2 separate regions of the Homo sapiens genome follow, and region 1 is linked to region 2. The links are chromatin loops, found by intact Hi-C in ENCODE. Cell type or tissue: heart left ventricle. All regions are shown on one strand. Each heading gives the region's core, and the rest is flanking DNA. Links, peaks and the distances in the headings are about the cores only.

Region 1 (8,321 bases), core at 52-8,051, 220 kb before region 2:
GTTCAAGATCAGCCTGGGCAACACAGCGAAACCCCGTTTCTATTAAAAATACAAACAACCAGCCAGACATGGTGGAACGTGCCTGTAATCCTAACTCGGGAAGCTGAGGTGGGAGAATCGCTTGAACCCGGGAGGCGGAGGTTGCAGTGAGCTGGGATTGCATCACTGCACTCCAGCTTGGGCGATAGAGTCTTGCTCTGTTTCAAAAAAAAAAAAAAAAAAAAAAAGGAAGAAAAAAGGAGAAAAAGGGGGCCCTGGTCACACAGCGAGGAATAAAGGCCCTGGCCTCAGGCCTGCGATCTCATGCTCTTTGTCCTACATCACACTGCTCCTGAGGGGCAGGAGCCTGGACTTTGCCCTCTTTGGACAGGCTGGGGAAAGAGGCAGGGTGGAGAGACAGGAGGAGGTTTTGTGGCAGTGGGGAGAGGGGGACGAAGGGCCGGGACCAGGATGGTACCAGGGAGCATTTCCCTGCAGCCCTGTCCCTGGAGCCCTGTGGCGTCCCTGGTGCTGTGGACTCTTGGCTCACCTCCTGCCGCTCTGGCCTCTCTCCTGTGTGCTTCCTGCCTTCCCCTCGCCCAGCCCTCAGGGCTGTGCTTCCTTATGGGGACTGGAGTATGTGAGGCCTCACCCGTGGCCATGGTTTCAGGGCCACCTCCACACTGACAACACCTGGATCTCGATCTCCTGTCAGATCTGTCTCCTGAGCTCCAGGTGAACACACCCTGCTGCTTTCTAGATGATTGTCCTCAGGCACCTCAAATCCAACCCTCCAGCCTTTCTCTCTGCTTCACCCCACCCTGCCCCTCTTCCCCTAGTTCCCCATCTCAACAAACAAAAGCCACAGATCCCCCCACTGCCCTGCAGCCATCTGGACCTGCCTTTCCCTCCACCCCAGGTCTTCCCAGCTCCTCCTAAATACAGCTCAACGCCCTTGGCCCTCTGCCACTCCCTTCACTGGGACAACATCAGCAGTTTCTTTATTTTTTTTAGACGGAGTCTCACTCTGTTGCCCAGGCTGGAGTGCAATGGTGTGATCTTGGCTCACTGCAACCTCCGCCTCCCGGGTTCAAGTGATTCTCCTGCCTCAGCCTCCTGAGTAGCTGGGACTACAGGCACACGCAACCACGCCTGGCTAATTTTTGTATTTTTAGTAGAGACAAGGTTTCACCATATTGGCCCGGCTAGTCTCAAACTCCTGACCTCTGGTGATCCACCCACCTCGGCCTCCCAAAGTGCTGGGATTACACAGCTGGCTAATTTTTGTTATTTCTTGTAGGGGCAAGGTTTTGCCATGTTGCCCAGGCTGGGGTATATGGTTTCTTTTGGGGTATGACAGTGTTCTAAAATGGATTGTGGTGGCTGGCACAGTGGATCATGTCTGTAATCCCAGCACTTTGGGAGGCCAAGGTGGGAGGGTCGCTTGAGGACAGGAGTTTGAGACCAGCCTGAGCAACATAGTGAGACCCTGTCTCTACTAAAAAACATAAAATAAAATGGATTGTGGTGATGATTGCATAACTGTGAATACTAAAAAACATTGAATAATATACTTTAGATGGGTCACTTAAAAATGTTACATTGATCATATCTCCATAAAACTTTTTTTTTTTTTTTTTTTTGAGACAGAGTCTCGCTCTGTCGCCCAGGCTGGAGTGCAGTGACGCCATCTCGGCTTGCTGCAACCTCTGCCTCCCAGGTTCAAGTGATTCTCCTGCTTTAGCCTCCTGTGCAGCTGGAATTACAGGCGTGGGCCACCATGCCCGGCTAATTTTTGTATTTTTAGTAGAGACTGGGTTTCACCAGGTTGGCCAGGCTGGTTGTGAACTCCTGACCTCAGGTGATCTGGCCCCCTCGGCCTCCAAAAGTGCTGGGATTACAGGCATGAGTCACCATGCTCGGCCTAAAATCTTCAAAAAATTTTAAAATTCGCTAGGTGTGGTGGTACCACCTGTAGTCCCAGTTCCTTGGGAGATTGAGGTGGGAGGATGGCTTGAGCCCAGGAGTTTGAGGCTGCAGTGAGCTATGATCACACCACTGCACTCCAGGCTGGGCCATGGAGCAAGACTCTTGTCTCTTAAAAAAAAAAAAAAAAATTGGCTGGGTGCGGTGGCTCATGCCTGTAATCCCAGCACTTTAGGAGGCCGAGGAGAGTGGATCACCTGAGGCTGGGAGTTCGAGACCAGCCTGATCAACATGGAGAAACCCCCGTCTCTACTAAAAATACAAAATTAGCCAAGTGTGATGGCTCATGCCTATAATCCCAGTTACTCGGGAGGCTGAGGCAGAAGAATCGCTTGAACCCAGGAGCTGGAGGTTGTGGTGAGCCGAGATTGCACCATTGCACTCCAGCCTGGGCAACAAGAGCAAAACTCCGTCTCAAAAAAAAAAAAAAAAAAAAAAAAAAGGCTGAGCACAGTAGCTCATGCCTGTAATCCCAGCATTTTGGGAGGCCGAGGCAGGCAGATCACTTGAGGTCAGGAGTTCGAGACCAGCCTGGCCAAATTGGTGAAACCCCGTCTCTACTAAAAATACAAAAATTAGGCCACGGGCCAGGCACGGTGGCTCACTCTTGTAATCCCAGCCCTTTGAGAGGCCAAGGCAGGTGGATCACGAGGTCAAGAGTTCAAGACCAGCCTGGCCAGCATGGTGAAACCCCATCTGTACTAAAACTACAAAAAAATTAGCTGGGCATGGTGGCATGCCTGTTGTCCCAGCTACTCGGGAGGCTGAGGCTGAAGAATTCCTTGAACCCGGCAGGCAGAGGTTACAGTGAGCCGAGATTGTGCCACTGCACTCCAGCTTGGGCGACAGAGTGAGACTCCATCTCAAAAAAAAAAAAAAAAAAATTAGGCAAGGTGGCGGGTGCCTATAGTCCCATCTACTCAAGAGGCTGAGGCAGGAGAATCACTTGAACCCAGGAGGCGGAGGTTGGAGTGAGCAGAGATCGTGCCACTGCACTCCAGAGTAAGACTCTGTCTCAGAAAAAAAAAAAAAAAAAAAAAAAAGGCCAAGTGTGGTGGCTTATGCCTTTAATCCCAACACTTTGGGAGGCTGAGGCGGGAGGATCCCTTGAGTGCAGGAGTTCAAGACTAGTCTGGGCAATATAGTGAGACCCCATCTCTGTGAAATTTTTTTTAATTAGCTGGGCATGGTGGTGCGCACGTCCAGCTACTCGGGAGGTTGAGGCGGGAGGATCACTTGAGCACAGGACTTCAAGCAAGCAGTGAGCTATGATCATGCCACTGCACTCCAGCCTGAGACAAAGCAAGACTTCGTCTCAAAAAAAAAAAAAAAAAAAAAAAAAAAAAGACATTCAGAGAGAAATTGGCTTGTCCTATGCAGCTAGGTCTGGAGAGTGGGGTTCGTGCCGAAGAGCCAGCCCCATCTGTAAGGAGATGGCGCAGATGCTGGTCTTACGAAAGCTGTCACTGCTGCTTCCTTCTATTTTAGATGACAAGCAATTCTACTTCCTTTTCCAAAACCTCATATTTTTTTCTTTTCTTTTTTTTTTTTTTGAGACAGAGCTTCACTCTTGTTGCCCAGGCTGGAGTGCAATGGCATGATCTTGGCTCACCGCAACCTCCACCTCCTGAGTTCAAGTGATTCTCCTGCCTCAGCCTCCTGAGTAGCTGGGATTACAGGCATGCACCACCATGCCCAGCTAATTTTGTATTTTTAGTAGAGATGGGGTTTCTCCATGTTGGTCAGGCTAGTTTCAAACTCCCAACCTCAGGTGATCTGTCCGCCTCGGCCTCCCAAAGTGCTGGGATTACAGGCGTGAGCCACCGTGCCCGGCCAAAACCTCCTATTTTTTGCTGGGCCTCTCAAGTTTCTCCCCAGGTCCTATCCCCAGCATTGTCCCTGGATAGGCAGTGTGGCTGCTGTAACAGACAACCCTCCTCCCCCCGTCAGTGATGCAACACAGCTGATATTTGTTTCATTTTTTTGAGACGAGGTCTCGGTCTCTGCTGCCCAGGCTGGAGTGCAGTGGCAGAATCATGGCTCACTGTAGCCTCGACCTTCCAGACTCAGGCAATCCTCCTGCCTCAGCCTCTTTGAGTAGCTGGGACTACAGGAGCACACCACTGAGTCTGTCTAATTTTTTGTAGAGACAGGGTCTCACTATATTGCCAGACTGTTCTCAATCTCTTGGGCTAAAGTGATCCTCCCAAAGTGCTGGGATTACAGGCATGAGCCACTGTGCCCCGCCCCAGACATGTTCCAAATCTAGCAGGTGCTCTGGGTCTTCTGCTGGCTCTCCTGCATCCACCCACAGGCAAGAGAAGCAACAAAGTGGGGAGGCCACAAGGCCCCAAACACACCACACACGTCAGGACTGGAGCACATGGCTGCTTGGAACTGCAGGGAGGTTGGGCACATGGTCCAGACAACTGGTCGGGAGAGAGCCAGGTGAGCACTGCGCACACTCTGCTGCAGAGCCTGACTTCACTCAGCTAACACGACCCTAGCCTCTTCCAGGCTATCCGGATTCTGGTCTCCGCACCACTGCAAGTCAGATGTTCCTAAAACTTATCTTTCATCGTACCGCTGATCTATAAGAGCTACAGAAGCAGCCAGGCATGGTGGCTCACACCTGTAATCCCAGCACTTTGGGAGGCTGGGGCGGGTGGATCACCTGAGGTCGGGAGTTTGAGATCAGCCTGGCCAACATGGCAAAACCCCATCTCTACTAAAAATACAAAAATTAGCTGGGCATGGTGGTGCACACCTGTAATCCCAGCTACTGGAGAGGCTGAGGAAGGAGAATTGCTTGAGCCCAAGAGGCAGAGGTTGCAGTGAGCTGAGATCGTGCCACGGCACTCCAGCCTGGGTGAGTGAGACTCTGTTTAAAAAAAAAAAAAAAAAAAAAAGCTACAGAAGCCTCCTGTGTCAACAGGCAGAATGGGCATCGCTCAGCCTGCATTCGAGTCCCCCACAAACCCCACCTGGGCTCTTTCTTCCTCGTTGCAGGAGGCTACTCAGGCTCCCTCAAGCCATGTCCAGGCAGGTGCTCGCTAACACCGCCACGCCTCTACTAGACCACCTGCTCTGGGTGTCTACTGTCCTATTAGTAACTGTCCAAACTCATTTCACCCAATCCCCAGGGCAAGTCCCATCTGCCTCCAAGCCTCCCTTTGAGCCTGTGCTGTCTACATTTCCTCTTTGAGTCTCTCTCATGCAAGGGCTTGCATAATACAAGGATCAGGACTGAAGAGTGCGTCTGTGTCAAGGACAGAAGGCTCCAGTGGGGCAGTTTCCAGTTTCAGGGTGACTCAGGGCAGCAATGCCACCGTGCAGGAATGGAAAGCGGTGGTTGATGGTGTGAGAAGACACGGGGGCCCTCCTCAGCCTCCAGTTAGAGGGGAGATAATTGCCTCCAATTCCACACGCCCCAGGAATGACGTTCACCATCAATCCCTACAGGTGTGGGCAACACATGTGTAACAGAGTAAATGAAAAAGGGTACACCCTCGCCCCTTGCTTCCCTAGCACAGCGCAGGATGAGGGGTGGGGTTACAGCAGGAGGCAAACATCCACCCTTTCACCCCAGGCTCGGGCCCTTGCACAGGCCTGCAGCACGAGGCGAGCCCTCAGGACCTGGCAGCTGCTATTTTGGAGGCCAACACTGCTGACGCCACGACTCACACTCAGAGAATGGCTGCAATAGCTGTGCTTTCTCAACCCGAATCCAGGAATGTTAAAAAAAAAAAAGGCTGGGGCAGGGCCTGGTGGCTCACGCCTGTAATCCCAGCACTTTAGAGGCCAAGGTGGGCAGATCACGAGGTCAGGAGATCAAGACCATCGTGGCCAACATGGTGAAACCCCATCTCTACTAAAAATACAAAAATTAGCTGGGTGTGGTGGCGGGCGCCTGTAGTCCGAGCTATTCGGGAAGCTGAGGCAGCAGAATCGCTTGCACCCAGGAAGCGGAGGTTGCAATGAGCTGAGATGGCGCCACTGTACTCCAGCAACAGAGCCAGACTCCAACTGAAAAAAAAAAAAGAAAAAAGAAAAAAAGAAGGCTGTCCTTGGAGACCTAAGACCAGTGTTGCTCTTGGGTGGGCCAGAGTTGAGACTTAAAATACGTCTTAGTGATTTCTTTTTTGGACGGGGTATAGTATGGCTTTTAGTGTTAGTTTTAAAAGTAGTGTTTGGAATGCACTAAGCAGTAAGTGGCTTAATCAATATCACTAACATGTAATATTGATCTATCAGTGCTGTTGGCACACAGAATTGTACTCTTTTTTTTTTGAGACGGAGTCTCACTCTGTCGCCCAGGCTGGAGTGTGATGGCGCGATCTCGGCTCACTGCAACCTCTGCCTCCCGGGTTCAAGCGATTCTCCTGACTCAGCCTGCCGAGTAGCTGTGATTACAGGTGCCCGCCACCACGCCCACCTAATTTTTGTATTTTTAGTAGAGACAGGGTTTCACCACGTTGGCCAGGCTGGTCTTGAACTCCTGACCCCAGGTACAAAAATTAGCTGGGCGTGGTGGCAGGAGCTGGTTATCCCAGCTACTTAGGAGGGTGAGGCAGGAGAATCACTTGAACCCGGGAGGTGGAGGTTGCAGTGAGCCAAGATCGTGCCACTGCATTCCAGCCTAGGGGACAGACGGAGACTCTGTCTCAAAAAAAAAAAAAAGAAAAAAAAAGTATTTCCAAGACGCATAAAACAGGTCCACTGTCATTTTTTCCAGTTATCCAGGAACTTCCATAAAGCGAACGTTTTGGGCTGAAGGTCACCCACCCCATGAACAGTCAGGTGGAACTAGTGCCCAGGGAAGGCAGGCAGCCTGCGCCATCATGGCCTTTGGCTCAGAGGCCACCTAAGCAGCCCCGCGCTGTGGGTCACCATCTCCTCCACACTCAAGTCTGAAGGTGAGCCTGTCAGGGGCTCCCAGCTCACTGGGTGGAGGGAAGCGTGTCAGGGAGGGGTGGGGGGGGCGTGCCCTGAAGAGCGAGGCCATGCGCCTACCTCCAGCTTTTCCCCTGACACACTGAGCGACTCCCGGCTGCACGCCGGCCACAGGGCTCCTGTAAGATGCTGGGAGGCTTCCCAAGGCACCCCGCCCAGATGTCTTCCCAGGAATCCCGGATCCCTGAGGAGGGAGATACCATCACTAAGAAATCTGTGACCAAACTGCTGATCACAGAAAAGGAGTGATTTTCCCATTAATTCTGAAACAGTCAGTCAAACGCGAGGGAGGGGACAAATTGAGCAAAAAGCCTCAAATGAGGCTAAATGAGTCACCACGCCCGGCCTTTTCAATTACATAGCTCCATTTTGTAAACTTCTGCTCAGCTTCAAGGAGGCCAGCCCAAGTGGACCACAGGACTAGCAGTCTTGACTCTTGCTGGGTCAAGATCCTTCCCACACATGACTGCTGCAGGGGAAGGTCAAAAACGTCCCAGGCCAGGCACAGCTCACGCCTGGATTTCCAGCACTTTGAAAGGCCAAGGGTGGGGGGATCTCTTGAGCCCAGGAGTCTGAGACCAGCCTGGGAAACACAGACCCCACTGTACAAAAAAAAATGAAATTAGCCAGGTGCAGTAGCGTATGCCTGTAGTCCCAGCTACTTGGGTGCAGTAGCGTATGCCTGTAGTCCCAGCTACTTGGGTGCAGTAGTGTATGCCTACAGTCCCAGCTACTTGGGAGGCTGAGGTGATCACTTGAGCCCAGGGGATTGAGTCTGCAGTGAGCTATGATTGCACCGTAGCACTCCAGCCTGGGTGGCAGATAAAGACCCTGTCACAAAACAAAACAACCCACAAGCCTCCCCTGCTCAGTGTGGCTACACCAAGAAGAATTCAAGTCGAGATTTCTTGGGTATTTTTTTTTTTTTTTTGAGAGAGGTCTGTCTCTCAGGCTGGAGTATAGTGGCATGACAGCTCACTGCAACCTCCACTTCAGCCTCCTGAGTAGCTGGGACCACAGGTGTGCATCACCACACTCAGCTAATTTTTGGTAGAGATGGGTTTCACTATGTTGCCCAGGCTGGTGTGGCATTCTTGAGCTCAAGCAATCCACCCGCCTCAGCCTCTCAAAGTGTTAGGATTACAGGCGTAAGCCACTGAGCCTGGCCCTTATTACCTTTATTTTTTATTTTATTTTATTTTTTTGAGAGGGAACCTAGCTCTGTCACCCAGGCTGGAGTGCAGTGGTGCAATCTCGGCTCACTGTAACCTCCACCTCCCGGGTTCAAGCGATTCTCCTGCCTCAGCCTCCCGAGTAGCTGGGACTACAGACACCTGCCACCACAGCTGGCTAATTTTTGTATTTTTAGTAGAGATGGGGTTTCACCATGTTGGCCAGGCTGG
Region 2 (8,321 bases), core at 256-8,255:
CTCTACTAAAAATACAAAAAATTAGCTGGGCATGGTGGTGGGCACCTGTAGTCCCAGCTGCTCGGGAGGCTGAGGCAGGAGAATGGTGTGAACCCGGGAGGCAGAGCTGGCAGTGAGCCGAGATCGCGCCACTGCACTCCAGCCTGGGCGACAGAGCGAGACTCCATTTCAAAAAAAAAAAAAAAAATTAGCTGGGCATCGTGGTGTGCACCTGTTGTCCCAATTACATGGGATCGTAGGAGGATCGCTTGAGCCCAAGAGTTTGAGGCTGCAGTGAACTATGATGGCGCCACTGCACTCCAGCCTGGGTGACAGAGTGAGACTCTAACTCAAAAAGAGAAAAAAAGTCTCTAGGGGTCAGAAGTTTTTCAGCGAGGACCTTTTTCAGGAATTGAGGGCAGCAGTGGAGGGCGCGGCTTCTCCTAAATGGACCTTGCATTCCAGTGGCCCTTGATGCTTCCCTTGCTCCTTGGGAGGGCCAAGAGTGAGAGCCGGTTGCCTGGGAGTCTTTCCTGTGGTGGGGATGTCGGAGAGTGCAGGATTAAACCTGCTGTGAGTTCTGCCCCAGCTGAGGAGTGCTTGCTGGGTACACCCTCCTCACCCTGCTGGGTGGCAGGGCAGAGAGCACAGGCCTGTGCTGCTCTGTTGGCATTAGGAGACTTTCTAGGAATGCCATTGTGCCCCCTTTCAACCTTGCTTGGGGAGAGGATGTCCTCTCCTGCCAGGACTTCCTGGCCCCGGGACCCTCCCTTTGGAAGACGAAGTGCTGCCTGGGACCAGGTGGCCCATGAGCCCCTGCCCGCACTGTGGGAGATCTGCGCATCTCTGGCAAGAGCCTCCAGGAGCCATCTAAGGAGTTTAGTTTCCCCGGGGAGCTATTCGGCCTTCCTGGTCTTTCCAGATGAGTCAAAAGCAGCTGTTGAGACCTCTGAGTTGGGGGCCAGAATGGAGGCCCAAGAGACCAATGTTCTTTCTCCTGGGCCGGCTGCTTTGAGCAGCACTGGCAGCCTGGACTCATTTGTCCTCAATCCTCAACTCTGAGAGGCCCTCTTATCTGTCTTAGGTGATATCGTTCTCAGGGTTCCTCCTGGGGCGAGGCACGCCAGGTCTGCTTGGCAACGCTGTTTTCCTCTGTCAGGAGCAGTTTGCAGAGAGAAAACTGGGGACAGGGCAGGAGACGGGCGTCCCCCAGCGGGGCCACCAGCACTGTTTGCCCTCCCCAGCCCTGGCTCCCTAGGAATTCCAAGGAGACCCTCGCTCACTGTGCCCGTGGCCATGGCTTTGCTCAGGTCCCTTTGGGGTGGCCTTCCCCACAGCCCTGCCTCTCAGAGGAAACTGGCTTTGAATACTCACCCCTCTCTTCTTCCCAGGAACCACAGCGAATTCTTGAGCTAGGAGAGGCTGCTCTGGGCGTGGGGACGAGGAGGCTGCAAGGCACCTGACTCTACCCTTCAGGAATTCGGCAGAGACTGGAGCCTTCTCTCGAGACACCTGACTTAGTGTTCCCAGAGTTTGATGAGAGGGACATCTGGGCACAGGACCATATGACTGTAATAAATTATATATATGTATATATACACACACACACACACACACACTTTTTTTTTTTTTTTTTTTTTGAGACGGAGTCTTACTCTGTGGCCCAGGTTGGAGTGCAATGGCATGATTTCGGCTCACTGCAGTCTCCCCAGGTTCAAGTGATTCTCCCACCTCAGCCTCCCCAGTAGCTGGGATTACAGGTAGCTCCCCAGTAGCTGCTACCATGCCCAGCTAATTTTTTGTTTGTTTTGAGACGGAGACTTGCTCTGTTGCCCAGGCTGGAGTACAGTGGCGCGATCTCAGCCCACTGCAAGCTCCGCCTCCTGGGTTCACACCATTCTCCTGACTCAGGCTCCCGAGTAGCTGGGATTACAGGCGCCCGCCACCACGCCCAGCTAATTTTTTTCTTTGTTTTTTTGTTTTGAGTCTGAGTCTCGCTCTGTCGCCCAGGCAGCAGTGCAGTGGCATGATCTTGGCTCACTGCAACCTCTGCCTCCCGGGTTCAAGCAATTCTCCTGCCTCGGCCTCCTGAGTAGCTGGGATTACAGGTATGCGCCACCACACCTGGCTAATTTTTGTATTTTTAGTAGCGGGGGGGTTTCCACCATGTTGGTCAGGCTGGTCTCTAACTCCTGACCTCATGTGATCCACCTGCCTCGGCCTCCCAAAGTGCTGGGATTACAGGCATGAGCCGCTGCGCCCAGCCCTCTAGTAAATAATATTAACATTTAATATAATTCTGGAATTCTCTGGGGGTCCTGGAGCTTTGGTTAAAGGCAGGGTCCACAAGGGTATTCCGAACAGGATGCCAGGCATGACGTCCACAGGGCCCTGGCCTTGGCCGGAGACTTGAGGACAGGGTAAGGAAGTTCCCTGAGAACCCTGTGGGGTCCTACCTCAGTGTTTCGTGGGGTCAGTGATTGGCAGATACCTTTTCTAGTTAATCCCTAGTCAGTCTTAACTGTTCGTTCATTCATTCAAGTACTTTTTTTTTCTTTTTTTGAGGAGTCTTGCTCTGTCGCCCAGGCTGGAGTGCAGTGGCGCGATCTCGGCTCACTGCAAGCTCTGCCTCCCGGGTTCACGCCATTCTCCTGCCTCAGCCTCCCGAGTAGCTGGGACTACAGGCTCCCGCCACCACGCCCGGCTAATTGTTTGTATTTTTAGTAGAGACAAGGTTTCACCGTGTTAGCCAGGATGGTCTTGATCTCCTGACCTCGTGATCTGCCCGCCTCAGCCTCCCAAAATGCTGGGATTACAGGCGTGAGCCACCGCACCTGGCCCTTTTTTTTTTTTTTTTTTTTTTTGAGATGGAGTCTCACTCTGTCACCCTGGCTGGAGTGCAGTGGCACGATCTCGGCTCACTGCAAGCTCCGCCTCCCAGGTTCACACCATTCTCCTGCCTCAGCCTCCTGAGTAGCTGGGACTACAGGCGCCCGCCATGATGCCCAGCTAATTTTTTGTATTTTTAGTAGAGACAGGGTTTCATCATGTTGGCCAGGATGGTCTCGATCTCCTGACCTCATGATCTGCCCGCCTCGGCCTCCCAAAGTGCTGGGATTGCAGGCATGAGCCACCGCGCCCAGCCCGTTCAAGTATTTTCTGATGCCTCTTGTGTGGTTCTAGATGTTGGATGTGATCCTTAAACAAAGCAAAGATGTCTGCCGTCGTTGAAAGTTGTTTCTAAAAGGTGAGAAGCCTGACTGACAGAAAGTAAAAGTAACTAATAAATTGTGTTAAAAGGTGATACGGGCTATAGGGTAAAAAGAACTAGAGCAACAATTGGGAACCCGCATGGTAGGGGGCAGGTTACAACTTTTAACAGGTGGTTAGAGTGGGCCTCTGCCAGAAGGTGACATTTGAGCAAAGCTTTGAAGGAAGTGAGGGAGCTGTTTAAATAAAATTCCAGTCCCTCCCATGAGGCACCTGGATGAGGCCAGCACAATCCCCACCTCCTGGAGCTGACATCTGGAAGCTTCTTGGGACAGCTGTTCCAGTTTTAGGGCAGGTAGGAGGCCCTAGAAAGGGGCCTGATTGGATGGGCTGGATGGCCTGCCCACGCCAGCCCCAGGCAGGTGGTCCATCTTCTCCCCAGAATGGTTTTGCTTTTCCTTGGACTTGGCTTTCTGCCAGTCACTTCCCTGGAGAGAGAGTCTGGTGTTGGATTATGAAAGGGGGCTAAGGCCCCCAGAATGGGGGTGCGTTCCCACCTTCCACCCCATCCTCACAGGCCCAGGAGGGGCAACAGAAAGGAAACTTCAGGAGGAGTCTAGGCATGGCGGGAGGATCCTCTTGGGGTTGTGGGATGGTTGTGATTCCATAGGATAGATGGTGGGGGGAATGGAGGCTGACCCCAAATGGGGCCCATCCAGCCTGCGAGCAGGCAGCCCCTTTGTCCTGGGAGAGAGGCCTGACCTGAGCGGAGGATTCTGCAGTCAGATTGGAATGCAAATTGGGGCTTGGATTTTTTTTTTTCTTTTTTTGAGAAAAGGTCTCGCTCTGTCACCCAGGCTGGAGCACAGTGGTGCCATCATAGCTCACTGCAGCCTCAACCTCCTGGGCTCAAGTGATCTTCCCACCTCAGCCTCCTGAGTAGCTGGGACTACAAGTGTATGCCACCATGGCTGGCTAATTTTTAAGTTTTTTGCTGAGACAAGGTCTCCCTAAGTTGCCCAGGCTGGTCTCGAACTCCTAGGTTCAGTGGATTCTCCTGCCTCGACCTCCCAAAGTGCTGGGATTACAGGCATAAGCCACTGAGCTTGGCAAAGGACTTGGACTCTTGACTGTTTGAGCTTGGGGCCACTCTGAATCGATCACTTCATAAGTAATTGTAAGAATTAAATAAGGTGAATGTAAAGTGCTAAAGTCACATCCAGCCATAGCTAGCTCTCAATCCCTTTTACTACTTAATTAACAACAGCGGGGACGACAGTCCTCCAGTCATGCCCCCATTCCCTCTGGTTTGTGTTCCCCTAGATCCCACTCCATGGAACTGCCTTTCAGCCAAGGTTTGGTTGCTAAGCTGCTGGCCAGGGACCTGCCTGGTGCTTCTGGGAGACTGGGCTTCCCAGGGCGACATGGGCACTTGCAAAGCGGCTACAGGCGTCTGAGTTGGCACAGATGCCGCAGGGGTCAGCAGCTGCCTCTGTGGTTTAGATCCCTGCCCACCAGTGCCATCAGAGTAGGAGGTGCAGGGGCGGATTCACATCCGTCAAACAGGAGGCCACAGCCACACTCAGGCCTCACACAGGATGTCGCAGAGGGGAAGGCAGCTTCTTAATCAGCAGCGGGCTGTGGGGAGCACGAGCGAAGAGGAGAGGAGAGCATGGGACATCAGGTGGCACGCCCTGAGAGCAGGCAGCTGGCGCTGGGTGCGGCCCGGGGGCCCTCTCTGGTTTCGGCTGGGTCTGGAGTCCTGCCGCTGGGTGTGGACTCTCCCAGCAGATCAATGAGATCAATGGAACTTCCCGAGCTATGGAGGGAGTTTCTTGAGGGCTGGCCCCTCCCACATCTCCAGGCCAGAGGGCTGGCTGGGCTTGGCCAAGCCTTGGTCTCACAGGGACAAATTAGCCCAGGTGCCCCAAACAGTGGCAGGGTGGGAGAAGCAGTCTGGCCTGGGGATCCCCTCTCCTCCGAGGCACAATCGCATCTGCCACTTAGAGCGAGGGGGGCCCAAGGCAAGTCCACCCCGTGTGGTTATTCTCTCTCTCTGCCCCCACTGGTCTCTTTCTTGAGCTCTTGAGATGGAAGGCGGGCCAGGGTGTGGATTTTGTGGCCTGTCACCAAGTGGAGAGCTCTCCTGTTCTTTCCAAGTGGGTGTCCAGGTGTGTGGACACCTGTCCTAGACCCAGAAATATTTTGCCGGCCAGGTGCAGACGTGGGTGAGTGGAACAGTGAGGAGGGAAGGAAACAGGTCGATCAGCTGCCCACAGGGAGCTCTCAGGCTGGTTCCACATGCAAGGCACAGACTTGGGTAGAAAGTGGATGGGAACCAGCCACAAGGCAGCAAGCCTTTTGCGGCCCGGCTCTAAACCCTGGCGCCCGCCAAAAGGGAACAGAGCAGGGCAGAACAGGGAGGGTGGCTCAGAGGCTGGTCTGGTGACAGGCAGGAGTGGAGACTGAGGTTGGATGGCCTTTAGAAGTTAGTGGGGTGGAGAAGGTTTTCCTGAGAAGCCTCATCTCAGAGGTGGCGCTCTGGCTAGGTGGCAACCCCAGTGACCATTTCTGGTGTTAGACTTGAGGACTTGGGGGGCTCCTCAGCCTGTGGGCTCCTGAACTTGTCTCTTCTCCACATTCCTCCCAGGTGTGTCACTTAAGTGCACAGCACCTGAGAGTTTGCCAAGCCCGCTCCCTGGCCCTGCTTTAAAGCCTCGGGACGATGGAATAGAAAAGTCCTTTCTACTCAGGACCCTGAAACCCAAGGTTGCACAGCTAGTCCCACCTGCCTGTCTCCCCGCCTTTCCGGGCCTAACTATTCCGTGTCTCTAGGGGGTACCTCTCCCCACTCAGGTTGCGGTGGCTGGAGAGGAGCCCACGCCTGGTGAGCACCGGAACATTCCACCAGCAGGACAGGGCTGGACCCACCCTCCCGCCTGACCATGCCTGGGGCCTCTTTCCTTCTCTCTTTGATCCTCTTATCCACCCTGCCTAGGAGGCAGATAAACAAAAAGGAGAAAAAAGAATCACCACTAATCCCATAACCCTTCCGAGTACATTGTCAAATATAGGGATTTTTAATAGATTCTACCTGACTCTTGGATTCTTTGTACATATAGTCCCATGCCATGAAATGGTCTTTTCTCCATTTATTTATTTATTTATTTACTTTTTGAGATGGAGTCTTTCTCTGTCACCCAGGCTGGAGTGCAGTGGCGCTATCTGGGCTCACTGCAACTTCCACCTCCCGAGTTCAAGCAGTTCTCCTGCCTCAGCCTCCCAAGTAGCTGGGGTTACAGGCACCCACCACCATGCCCGGCTAATTTTTTTTAGTAGAGACGGGGTTTTGGCATGTTGGCCAGGCTGCTCGCAAACTCCTGACCTCAAGTGATCCACCCGCCTCGGCCTCCCAAAGTGTTGGGATTACAGACGTGAGCCACAGCGCCCGGCCCTTTTATTCCTTTTAATGACTGGAAGCCTTTTGTCATAGGCCTGAGCACACTTCACCCATCCCCTGTTGTGGGCCATTTAGGTTGCTTCTGATTTTTTCTGACAGCTTAATAAACAGCACATCAAGGCCAGGAGACATGCATGAGCCTGGGAGGCTGTCCCTGTCCACCATGGTTTCAATGGATCATTTTATCCTAAGGTGTGTTTCTTCCCCATCTGAACCCATCTTGACCATTCTCAGGACTCTGAGATAAAATGGTCCCTTTACCCCTTAGGATAAAATGATCCCAGGCTGGGTGCGGTGGCTCACGCCTATAATCCTAGCACTTTGTGGGGCCGAGGTGGGCAGATCACTTGAGATCAGGAGTTCGAGACCAGCCTGGCCAATATGGTGAAAACCACAGCTCTACTAAAAATAACAAAAAAATTAGCCAGGCATGGTGGTGGACACCTGTAATTCCAGCTACTTGGGAGGCTGAGGCAGGAGAATTGCTTGAACCTGGGAAACACAGTTGCAGTGAGCTAAGATTACACCACTGCACTTCAGCCTGGGCGACAGAGCGAGACTCCATCTCCAAAAAAAAAAAATCCCTTAAAACCATGGTGGACAGGGACAGCCTCCCAGCCTCCTAGGACTCGGAGAATGGTCAGGATGGGTTCAGATGGGAAGGCTTTTTGGAAGGTGACCTTTTTTTTTTTTTTTTTTTGAGACAGTCTCTCTCTGTTGCCCCGGCTGTATTACAGTGGCACAATCTCGATTCACTGCAGCCTCCGCCTCCTGGGTTCAAGCAATTCTCCTGCCTCAGCCTCCTGAGTAGTTGGGACCACATGGTGCCCGTCACCATACCTGGCTAATTTTTTGTCTTTTTAGTAGAGATGAGGTTTTGCTGTGTTGGCCAAGCTAGTCTCAAACTCCTGGCCTCAAGTGATCAGCCCGCCTTGGCCTCCCAAACTGCTGGGATTACAGGCGTGAGCCACCTCGCCCAGCCTGGAAGGGGGGCCGGGCTGATTGAGGGGGCAAGAAGGTATTTCAGACAGAGAATGGCAGGGACCATAGTGAATGGGGCCAGGGTGGGGCTGAGTAGATGGAGCAGCCAACAGGGCCAAGGAGAGAGGGCCAGTGACATGGAGGAGGGAACGGGGGGTGGGCAGGCCCCATCAGGTCCCTGCCTAGGACAGCTCAGGAGGCCCACTTTGTCATCTCTCTCATGTCATCTGCACAGATCTCTGCATTGGGCCCCCCACTTGTCTTCATCCTGAAACATAGAAGCCTCTCTCATCTTGAGGCTTTGCAGCTGTTGTTCCTTCTGCCTAACACACTGTGCCCCAAGTTGTCTGTGGCTGGCCCCTTCCCACCAGTCAGTCTCAGTGGAGACCTCGCCTCCTCTGTTCATTCATTCATTCAACAGATAACGAGTGAGGACTCGCTGTGTGCACTCGGATACAGCAGTGAATAAAAGGACAAAAGGTCTTGAATGGGAAAAAGAAAGCTGCTGCTTGTGGGGGATTCCACAGGTAATCAACAAGATTAATAAGTAAGCTATTCAGTGTGTCCAAACGTGGCCAGGTCCAAGGAGAAAAGCGGTGCAGGGAGGGAGAGAGAACATCCCAGGAGATTGCAGCTTCAGGTCGGGGAGGGCGTGAAGGTATCTGGAGGAAAGTGACCCAGGCAGTAGGAA

What was found. Hi-C counts contacts between places; a loop is a spot of excess contacts. Peaks named below come from ENCODE experiments on the same cell type or tissue, not always from the same donor. Only the 100,000 strongest peaks of a DNase experiment are listed, where the experiment ranks them.
Region 1: it touches region 2 in a loop (2.4-fold over the local background); 7 of 110 quality-filtered maps call a loop at or near these places.

The regions. Positions count from the first base shown.
Region 1 is chr17:75,308,846-75,317,166 of GRCh38, forward strand. No RefSeq gene overlaps it. Among named protein-coding and RNA genes, the nearest start is that of SLC25A19, 24 kb to the left of the region's middle. RefSeq lists enhancers at 7,150-7,299, 7,650-7,899. In heart left ventricle, for the core only: no CTCF peak of the experiment used is centred there; DNase peaks (open chromatin) are centred at 929, 3,395, 5,558, 5,915 and 2 weaker places; H3K27ac peaks cover 2,271 bases.
Region 2 is chr17:75,530,480-75,538,800 of GRCh38, forward strand. The region is part of intron 1 of LLGL2 (LLGL scribble cell polarity complex component 2); the gene reads left to right. Among named protein-coding and RNA genes, the nearest start is that of LLGL2, 8.9 kb to the left of the region's middle. In heart left ventricle, for the core only: no CTCF peak of the experiment used is centred there; a DNase peak (open chromatin) is centred at 4,824.